2 separate regions of the Homo sapiens genome follow, and region 2 is linked to region 1. A link is an interaction called in ENCODE POLR2A ChIA-PET data of the cell type or tissue named here. Cell type or tissue: IMR-90. All regions are shown on one strand. Region 1 overlaps SSH2 (slingshot protein phosphatase 2). Region 2 overlaps EFCAB5 (EF-hand calcium binding domain 5).

Region 1 (5,000 bases):
TGGCTTCTCCTGGCTGTTGGTGCCCACTCTGATCATGGAGCAAAGCTGAAGCTGAGCCTGGGCACTGGTGCAACCCAGCCACGTGTATGCATGCTCAAGGCAGCACTGACATGCCAGCCCCCTGGCACCCTGGTCCCCTCCACACACTGGGTTTGGTCACTGACAAGCATGAGATGGAGGCTGAGGGGGCAGGCCAAGGGCAGCTTGGTGTTGGCCTGCAGGTGCCCCTTGGCATGAACAGCCTGGGCACCATGAATGGAAGCAGGAAGCAGGCAGACTCCTAGGCAGACAATGGTCAGTCCCTGGTGAAGTCCCACCTGCAAGCCACGAAGGACCTGAAGCATGGAGGCCAGGCTGCTGGTCCCGCAGACTGCAGTGGGAATTTGTAGTGCTTTTTCTGGGCTGCCCACGTCCACTCATGAACCAACTGGCATGCACTTCCTTCCCTCTGAGGCCCATGAAAAGCCCCGGACTCAGCCAGACCAGAAGAGAGGACGGGATGATCTGCCTGTAGAGAGGAGTTACCCTCTCTGTTGGAGCTGAACACTCATCGGGATGACCTGCCTAGCAGAGAGGGGCCACCCTCTCTGCTGAGAGCTGAACAACACCCTGGCTATGGAGAGGAGCTACCCACTGTGGGTCTCCTCTGAGCTGTTCTATCGCTCAATAAAGCATCTCTTCACCTTGCACACCCTCCACTTGTCTGCATACCTCACTCTTCCTGGACACAGGACAAGAATTCGGGACCTGCCGAATGGCGGGGCTAAAAGAGCTGTAACACAAACAGGGCTGAAACGTGCCCTTTGCTCACCATGTTGCAGGCGACAATAGGGAAAGAAGACAATAAGGAGAGAAGAGCTGTGGCCCTTTGGGGAACCCAGACCTAGGAGCTCAATGAGCCAGGGTTGTGACACCCTCTTTAGGGATCTGTGGTTCCTGGCATCTCTAAGCTTCCAGGAGCCATCACGTTCCCCAGTGTCAGCCGTGGAAGCTGGCTGCTTATGGTATGCCAGGCTTCCATCACCATGGCAACAGGGGCTGATGTCATACCAAGCCAAAAGATCAGGCTCTGCCTCTCCCATTGCAGCCAGTGTGCCTGGCTGTGCACAGTGGCTGGACCCTTGCTTACACACCCCTCGCCACCCCATGCCTGGCTCGCCCTTGGCAGGTATGGGATCCAGGCCGGTAATGTGTAACCTGCCAGGCCGAGTGGGTGGAATGAGCCCAGCAGGCCAGAGCAAAAGTTGGGCAAAGGCGCCATTGGCCACAGAGGTTTCTGGCTGGCAAAGCAACACCCCAAGGATGCTGTAACATTACCTCCTGAAATAGGAAACTTGATTATTAAGCTAACTCTTCCTTCCCTGTACTTCCAATAACAGTGTATCTTTACAATATTCCAAATTCAGTCTTCAGATGCCCCCAAATCTGTAATCTTATAATTCCCCACTAGTGAATTTCTGAGAATTGTGATTTTCAACTCTGGCACACAATCACCTATGGACCTTTGTGAAGAAGAAATATGTCAGGTCTCATTTAAGACCTACTGAACAAGAAACTTCCTAAAGTGAGACTTAAGTTTCTATATTTTTAAAATAAACTCTATAGATTATTCTTGTATAAAACTAGAGTTGAGAATCACTACTGCATTTGACCCTGACCTCCTAGCACCAGAATAACAACATTACATTCAAGGGCAAAGGCAATCCAGCATAAGTTAAAGAGCACCGGCTGGGAGTGTCAGGCAGACTTAGCTGTCACTACCAGCATGGTCACATACCTTAAGCAAGCCTGGTTCCTCACCTTTAAACAGGGACTACTAAAAGTATTTGCCTCAAAGACTTGGATTCAACACTAAACTGTATAAAAAGCATTTAGTACAATGGGTGTCACATGGTAAGTACTCATAGTAAGGGGTCCTTCCCCTCACCCCACCCTTTCCAAAGGGTAAATTTTTCCCAAGCTATAATCTTAAAAATCTGAGAAAACCTACAACTCCTCCTGTTTTGCTTGCTCTCCCAAACCAAAATAAGAGGAAAATATACCTCAGCAGGACCTGCCTCAGATTATGGAAGCAAGATAACTCAACTAGTTGGAGCTTTTATTTGGTTAATTTTGCAAATTTGGCCGAGGCTCCTTGTTTCTGCCTACAAATTGTTTCACTGCCACTTTCTGCATTCTTTGAAACATGCCAGATGTTTCAAAAATACAACTCTGGTAAAAAGAGGGATCAGGAGCCTAGACCAATACAAATCCAGCACAGGAGAGCATGGTGTGTCTGAAGTATCATTTTAGATTCCTTTAGCCAAGGCATCAACTATGTGCAATTTACAATTAAATCACTGTGCTAAGAGCTATTGATAATATAAAGATGTCTAAGAGAATATTTTTGGCCTTTCAATAGCCATTTCATGTACTTAAATAATATATTTTAGAAGTTGTCACAAGTTAGCCAAGCCACAAGCCAAATTAGGGATGGTGAAGAAAATGGAAGATGGTCAGGATGCCCACTTTTTCTTCTTCTTTTTCTCCAGAGCTGAAGTATGAACTTCATTATGTCTGCAGACAACAGTGGCACTGCCTTGACTCTGTTGAAGAGCTGGTGACATGAGGGAATCCTGCATCTGCCCTGCTCTCTACTTGGCACAGATAATGCGCCAGGCCCTCTAAGCACTTTACATAAGTTATCTCATTTAATTCTAACAACTCCATGGGATAGGTACTATTATTATTCCCATTTTATAGATAGGGGAAATGAGGCTTAGAGTGAAGTCACAGTCAGTAAGTGGTGAAGCTGGGCTCTGACCCAGATTGTCTGAACCTTCAACTTGAGCTCTTTAACTACTACATGATGCTGAGCCCTCTCTCTGATTCTGAAAGTCTGAGAGAGCCCTCTAAAAAGCATAGCCTGATAGCCACATCAAAATCACATGGTCAAGAAGTCAGGAAAGTGGTTATTCCTGGTGTATGATGGCTGGGAGGGTGAGTCAGTAGTGACTGAAAGGAGCAAGGAGGGATTGGCAAAGGGGGAAATAGTACTGAGGAGTTGTAATATTCCATTTCCTGATCTAGGTACAGGTTACTTACTTCATGATTGACCTGTGTTTGTGAAAACATCAGTTTGTGAAAATTCATTGTTATACATAAAAGCACAAGATAAGTACACTTTTCTGTATGTATATTTTACTTCAGTAAAAGTATAAAACACAAAGTATAAAGTGATCTTTAATTATTTTTTCTTTACTCTAGCTCCCTAGCAATGTTGACACAGGAAGAATAAGTCTTTATACCCTTTATACCTTATGGAAAAGACATGGAAAACTTTACCCTTCACTGACTTAAATTTATACTAGATTTGGATTATCTCATTTCAGTATCTTGCTTTTAACAGAAGACTAGCCAAGGAATTTCACTGAATAGAAAGAATGTAAGTTAATTGTGTTGTACCTGAGTAATCAAATGCATACAGCCAACTCTTAAAAAATTGTAGTCTATCTCACATTTTATCCTGCTGCTCAAGGAATAGATGTTACAATGTTACAAATGTTGCAGATTAGATTTCTAATATGGAGGTGCAAAAATTAGCATAGCTAGAGTTAAACCAGTGTTCTTTTTCTGTTTTTTCTTTTCTTGAGACAGGGTCTCATTCTGTCACCCAGGCTGGAGTGCAGTGGCATAGTCCTGGCTCACTACAGCCTCAACCTTCTGGGCTCAAGTGATCGTCCCATCTCTGCTTCCCGAGTAGCTGGGACTATAGGAGTACACCACCCCCTTGGCTAATTTTTTTTTTTTTTTTTTTTTTGTAGAGACAGAGTTTTGCTTTGTTGCCCAGGCTGGTCTTGAATTCCTGAGCTTAAGCGATCCTCCCGCCTCAGCCTCCCAAAGTGCTGGGATTACAGGTGTGCACCACTGTCCCCAGCCCAAACCAGTGTTCTTAACCCTTGATTCATATTAGAATAATCCTGGAAGCATTTAAAAAAATACCAATACCTGGGCCCTACTCACAGAGATCCTGATTTAACTGGAGGAGACCCTGTTATTAATTTAAAAGATCATCACAGCCAGGCGCAGTGGCTCATGCCTATAACCCCAGCACTCTGGGAGGCCGAGGCAGGTGGGTCACCTGAGGTCAGGAGTTCAAGACCAGCCTGGCTAACATGACGAAACCCTGTCTCTACTAAAAATACAAAAATTAGCTGAGTGTCATGGCAGGCACCTATAATCCCAGATACTTGGGAGGCTGAGGCAGGAGCATCTCTTGAACCTGGGAGGCGCAGGTTGCAGTGAGCCGAGATCACGCCACTGCACTCCAGCCTGGGCGACAGAGTGAGACTCAGTGTCAAAAAAAAAAAAAAAAAAGATCATCAGGTGATTCTAATGGGCAGCCACAATGAGAACCACTGAGTTAAATAAGGCTAATTTCAAAAATAGCCTTTGTACCCAAGATTACTACAAATCTTATTTCTCCTCAAATGTCACTCAAGAGCGTAAGATTTTTAAAAGAAAATTATTTCTCATAATAATTATTCTGGGATAAAATCATTGAGCTATGCTTTCTTACATCTTAACCTGGAACAAAATAAGTTTAACATCACATTCCTATTAGTGTAAATTTGCATCAGACCCCTTCCAAAGTAAAAAATAAGGATATTGTTCATGGTAAAACTATGTTTGCCACTAGCAACACTTTTTTTATCTTTTTTCTGACGATGGGCCCTAACAATCTCTCTACAATGCAGCAGAGGTGATGCAGAAACAATTCAAGTAATCCTAAACTCCTGTGGGGCAGCTGTTTGCTATTGGCCAACTGGCCATTTGAAACTCATAATAAAACTCATCTTCTTAGCACCAAATTTCCCTTTTTCCCCCCTTTTTCTATTTGTGTATGTTGGCTACTGAAAGGTGTTCTGCAAATGAGTCTGAAAAAATAAACAGAAAATACACATGGTACAGATAGCAGAAACGAAGAGAGTAAATACAAATTATCAGGAATGACAGGACGT
Region 2 (5,000 bases), 170 kb after region 1:
GCACAATTTCGGCTCACTGCAGCCTCAACCTCCTGGGCTCAGGTTATTCTCCCACATCAGCCTCCCAAGTAGGGGGGATGCCACTTTGCCTGGCACATGCCACTTTGCCTGGCTAATTTTGTTTATTTTTGTGGACATTAATCTCCCTATGTTGCCCGGGCTGGTCTCAAATTCCTGGATTCAAGCGATCCTTCCACCTCTGCCTCCCAAAGTGCTGGGATTATAGGTGTGAGCCACTGCGCCCAGCTGAATGAGAGATTTTTTAGTGTCCATGTAAATTTTGATTTTTACAGAAAGAAGAGTATAGCATGAATTTTTTCAAGAATGTATATATTTTAATACACTACCTATTGTCCTGTTGATAGAAGATAAATCAAAACCAGAAGAATGGAAAACAGTCTTTTTTGTTGTTGTTTTTGCTTTTAGCAAACTCGGCTGCAAATAGCATACACAGTATTAGGTAAAATTTTTTCAGTCATCCCAAGATTTATTAGGGGAAGAAATGGGTAGACAAGCAGTGGATAAATTAGAAGTGGTAAGAAAACCCTAGTTCCATGTGGCTTCTTGTTACTTTGTCTGCTGTTGATGAAGCTGTCATCCCTCCATTATCTTTTCATATTTATTGGGAAATACAATTTAATCTGCCAGACTGAAATGAAAAGATAAATCGAGTATGACTTCTTATTCTTGTTCAGTTGGGAATAAATTTATTCCAGAGTCTTATTTTACTCATAAACTGCCCAAGTAACATCACTGGAGTAAATTTTTAAAAATTACACAAACTATTATTAAGAGAATATTGTAAAAATGAACCCCTCGTTCTTCCCAATTTGTAGAGACAGAGGTCTTCTCTGACCATGTCAGTTTAAAATGTAACTTTTCCTATTCTTCTGTGTGGTTAGAGACTTCTAAACAGGAAGTCCAAACAATCATATTTCCATAATTCCAAGATGAGTGGTTTTCCTTTTGCATCTCTGAAATCAGGGTGCATCATTTAGCCCAGAGTGGTGACCCACACCTGTTATACCACCATTTTGGAAGGCCAAGGCTGGAGGATCGCTTGAGCCTAGGAGTTCAAGACCAGCCCGGGCAACATAGTGGGACCCTGTCTGTACAAAAAATTAAAAACATAGCCAGGCATGGTGGCTCACGCCTGTAATCCCAGCTACTCAGGAGGCTGAGACCTAGGAGGATTGCTTGAGCCTGGGAAGTCAGGCTGCAGTGAACCATGATTGCACCACTGCACTCTGGGCAACAGAGTGAGACCCTGTCTCAAAACAAAAAAACGAAAAGCTGCGTCATTTGATAAAGCAGTATGTTTTCCTCTCTTCCCCAATCCCCCAATCTATTAAGTCAATAGCAATCTAATGATTGATGGGTTTTGCTGATTAAAAAAATAAAAGCTGTACTATATGCATTTTATAAGCTAAACATCTAATATAAAAGGATGAAAAAAGATGAAAATAAGAAAATTGTTAAAGGAATAGCAGATACATTAAATAAACAAGTAAATAAACAAAAAGCAGATTTCAAGGTTAAAAATCATTTAATGAGATCAAGACTATTTTTTATATTTGTAAATGTGAAAATTTTATATTTTAAGGCTGGGTGAGGTGGCTCACGCCTGTAATCCCAGCACTTTGGGAGGCCGAGGCAGGCAGACCGTTGGAGGTCAAGAGTTCAAGACCAGCCTGGCCAACATGGTGAATCCTGTCTCTACCAAAAATACAAAAATTAGCTGGGCATAGTGGCATGTGCCTGTAGTCCCAGCTACTTGGGAGGCTGAGGCAGGAGAATCACTTGAACCCAGGAGACAGGTTGCAGCGAGCTGAGATCATGCCACTGCACTCCAGCCTGGGTGACAGAGCAAGACTCCATCTCAAAAAAAAAAAATTTTTTTATATTTTAAAATTTAAAATTAATGAAGTTAATAGGACTCTCTTAAGCTTTATGAGTTTATAGCACATTGTAATAGAATATATAAAAATATAAATAAAAGGTAAAAAATTTACAATAATTGTGCAGATTTTTAAACTTTTTTTGGTAGCAGCTTTATTCAGATATAATTTACAAACTGCATTTATTTCCTGTGGCTGCTGTAGCAAATTACTGCAAACTTGGTTGCTGAAAACAGCAGACATTTATTTTCTCACAGCTCTGGAGGCCAGAAGTCCAAGATCAGTATCACTGGGCCAAAATGAAGGTGCTGGCAGGGCTGCACTTCTCTCAGGAGGGTCTGTGGAAGAATTTGTTCCTTGGCTCTTCCAACTTCTGGTGGCTGTTGGCATTCCTTTACTTGTGGCTGCATCACCAGTCCCTGTCTTTGTGGTCACATTGCCTTTTCTTCTCCTGTCTGAGAAATCTCCTTCTTAAAAGGATATATGTGATTGCATTTTAGGGTCTACCTAGATAATTTAGGATAATCTCCCCATCTCAAAATCCTTAATCACATCTGCAAAGACTCTTTTCCCATATAAGGAAGCATTTACAGATCCAGGGATTAGGACTTTACATCTTCGAGAGCCATTATCCAACCTACTATACCTACCTTATACCCATTTAAAGTGTACAATTGAATGGGCTTTAGTATATTTGCAGAGGAGTACAACCATTAAAACAATCCATTTTAGAACATTTTCACCCACAAAAGAAACTTCATACCCATTAGCAGTCACTCCCCATTTCCTTCCAAACCTCCAGCCCTAGGCAGCCACAAATCTCTTTCTGTCTCCATAGCTTTGTCTATTCTGAACATTTCATATATATGGAATATACAATATGTGGTCTTTTGTTTTTGGCTTCTTGTACTTGTCATAATGTCTTCAAGGTTACTCCATGTTGTAGCATGTATCAGTACTTCATTTCTTTTTATTGCCAAATGATATTCCTTTTTATGAACATACTACCTTTTATTTATCCACTCATCAGTTGGTGGACATTTCGGTTGTTTTCATTTTTTGGCTACTGTAAATAATACCACTATGAACATTTGTGCCTAAGTTTTTACATGAATATGTGTTTTCTGTTCTCTTGGGAGTGGAATTGTTGGGTCATGTGATAACTTTGTGTTTAACCTTTTGAGGAACTGCCAGATTGTTTTCTTTTCTTTTTTTTTTGTTATACTTTAAGTTCTAGGGTACATGTGCACAACATGCAGGTTTGTTACATATGTATACATGTGCCGTGTTGGTTTGCTGCACCCATTAACTCGTCATTTGCATTAGGTATTTCTCCTAATGCTATCCCTCCTCCATCCCCCGACCCCATGACAGGCCCCGGTGTGTAATGTGTCCTATGTCCAAGTGTTCTCATTGTTCAATTCCCACCTATGAGTGAGAACATGCGGTGTTTGGTTTTCTGTCCTTGTGATAGTTTGCTCAGAATGATGGTTTCCAGCTTCATCCATGTCCCTACAAAGGACATGAGCTCATCTTTTTTTATGGCTGCATAGTATTCCATGGTATATATGTGCCACATTTTCTTAATCCAGTCTATCATTGATGGATATTTGGGTTGGTTCCAAGTCCTTGGTATTGTGAATAGTGCCGCAATAAACATACGTGTGCATGTGTCTTTATAGTAGCATGATTTATAATCCTTTGGGTATATACCCAGTAATGGGATCACTGGGTCAAATGATATTTCTAGTTCTAGATCCTTGAAGAATTGCCACACTGTCTTCCACAATGGTTGAACTAGTTTACACTCCTACCAACAGTGTAAAAGTGTTCCTATTTCTCCACATCCTCTCCAGCACCTGTTGTTTCCTGACGTTTTAATGATCACCATTCTAACTGGTGTGAGATGGTATCTCATTGTGGTTTTGATTTGCATTTCTCTGATGACCAGTGATGATGAGCATTTTTTCATGTCTGTTGGCTGCATAAATGTCTTCTTTTGAAAAGTGTCTGTTCATATCCTTTGCCCACTTTTTGATGCAGTTGTTTGATTTTTTCTTGTAAATTTGTTTAAGTTTTTTGTAGATTCTGGATGTTAGCCCTTTGTCAGATGGGTAGATTGCAAAAATTTTGTCCCGTTCTGTAGGTTACCTGTTCACTTTGATGGTAGTTTCTCTGGCTGTGCAGAAGCTCTTTAGTTTAATTAGATCCCATTTGTCTATTTTGGCTTTTGTTGCCATTGCTTTTGGTGTTTTATTCATGAAGTCCTTGCCCATGCCTATGTCCTGAATGGTAATGCCTAGGTTTTCTTCTAGGGTTTTTATGGTTTTAGGTCTAACATTTAAGTATTTAATCCATCTTGAATTAATTTTTGTAAGGAAGGGATTCAGTTTAAGCTTTCTACATGTGGCTAGCCAGTTTTCCCAGCACCATTTATTAAATAGGGAATCCTTTCCCCATTTCTTGTTTTTGTCAGGTTTGTCAAAGATCAGATGGCTGTAGATATGTGGATGTGTGGTGTTATTTCTGAGGCCTCTGTTCTGTTCCATTGGTCTATATATCTGTTTTGGTACCAGTACCATGCTGTTTTGCTTACTGTAGCCTTGTAGTATAGTTTGAAGTCAGGTAGCATGATGCCTCCAGCTTTGTTCTTTTGGCTTAGGATTGTCTTGGCGATGCAGGCTCTGTTTTGATTCCATATGAACTTTAAAGTAGTTTTTTCCAATTCTGTGAAGAAAGTTATTGGTAGCTTGATGGGGATGGCACTGAATCTATAAATTACCTTGGGCAGTATGGCCATTTTCACGATATTGATTCTTCCTATCCATGAGCATGGAATGTTCTTCCATTTGTTTGTGCCCTCTTTTATTTCATTGAGCAGTGGTTTGTGGTTCTCCTTGAAGAGGTCCTTCACATCCCTTGTAAGTTGGATTCCTAGGTATTTTATTCTCTTTGTAGCAATTGTGAATGGGAGTTCACTCATGATTTGGCTCTCTGTTTGTCTGTTATTGGTGTATCAGAATGCTTGTGATTTTTGCAGATTGATTTTTGTATCCTGAGACTATGCTGAAGTTGGTTATCAGCTTAAGGAGATTTTGGGCT

What was found. ChIA-PET counts read pairs that join two places held together with the same protein. Peaks named below come from ENCODE experiments on the same cell type or tissue, not always from the same donor. Only the 100,000 strongest peaks of a DNase experiment are listed, where the experiment ranks them.
Region 2: POLR2A ChIA-PET joins it to region 1 with 15 read pairs; 3 of 35 experiments call an interaction of 5 or more read pairs at or near these places.

The regions. Positions count from the first base shown.
Region 1 is chr17:29,838,116-29,843,115 of GRCh38, forward strand. The region is part of intron 2 of SSH2 (slingshot protein phosphatase 2); the gene reads right to left. Among named protein-coding and RNA genes, the nearest start is that of SSH2, 90 kb to the right of the region's middle. In IMR-90, no CTCF peak of the experiment used is centred here; a DNase peak (open chromatin) is centred at 2,936.
Region 2 is chr17:30,006,709-30,011,708 of GRCh38, forward strand. All of the region lies in intron 7 of EFCAB5 (EF-hand calcium binding domain 5), which reads left to right. Among named protein-coding and RNA genes, the nearest start is that of EFCAB5, 68 kb to the left of the region's middle. In IMR-90, no CTCF peak of the experiment used is centred here; no DNase peak of the experiment used is centred here.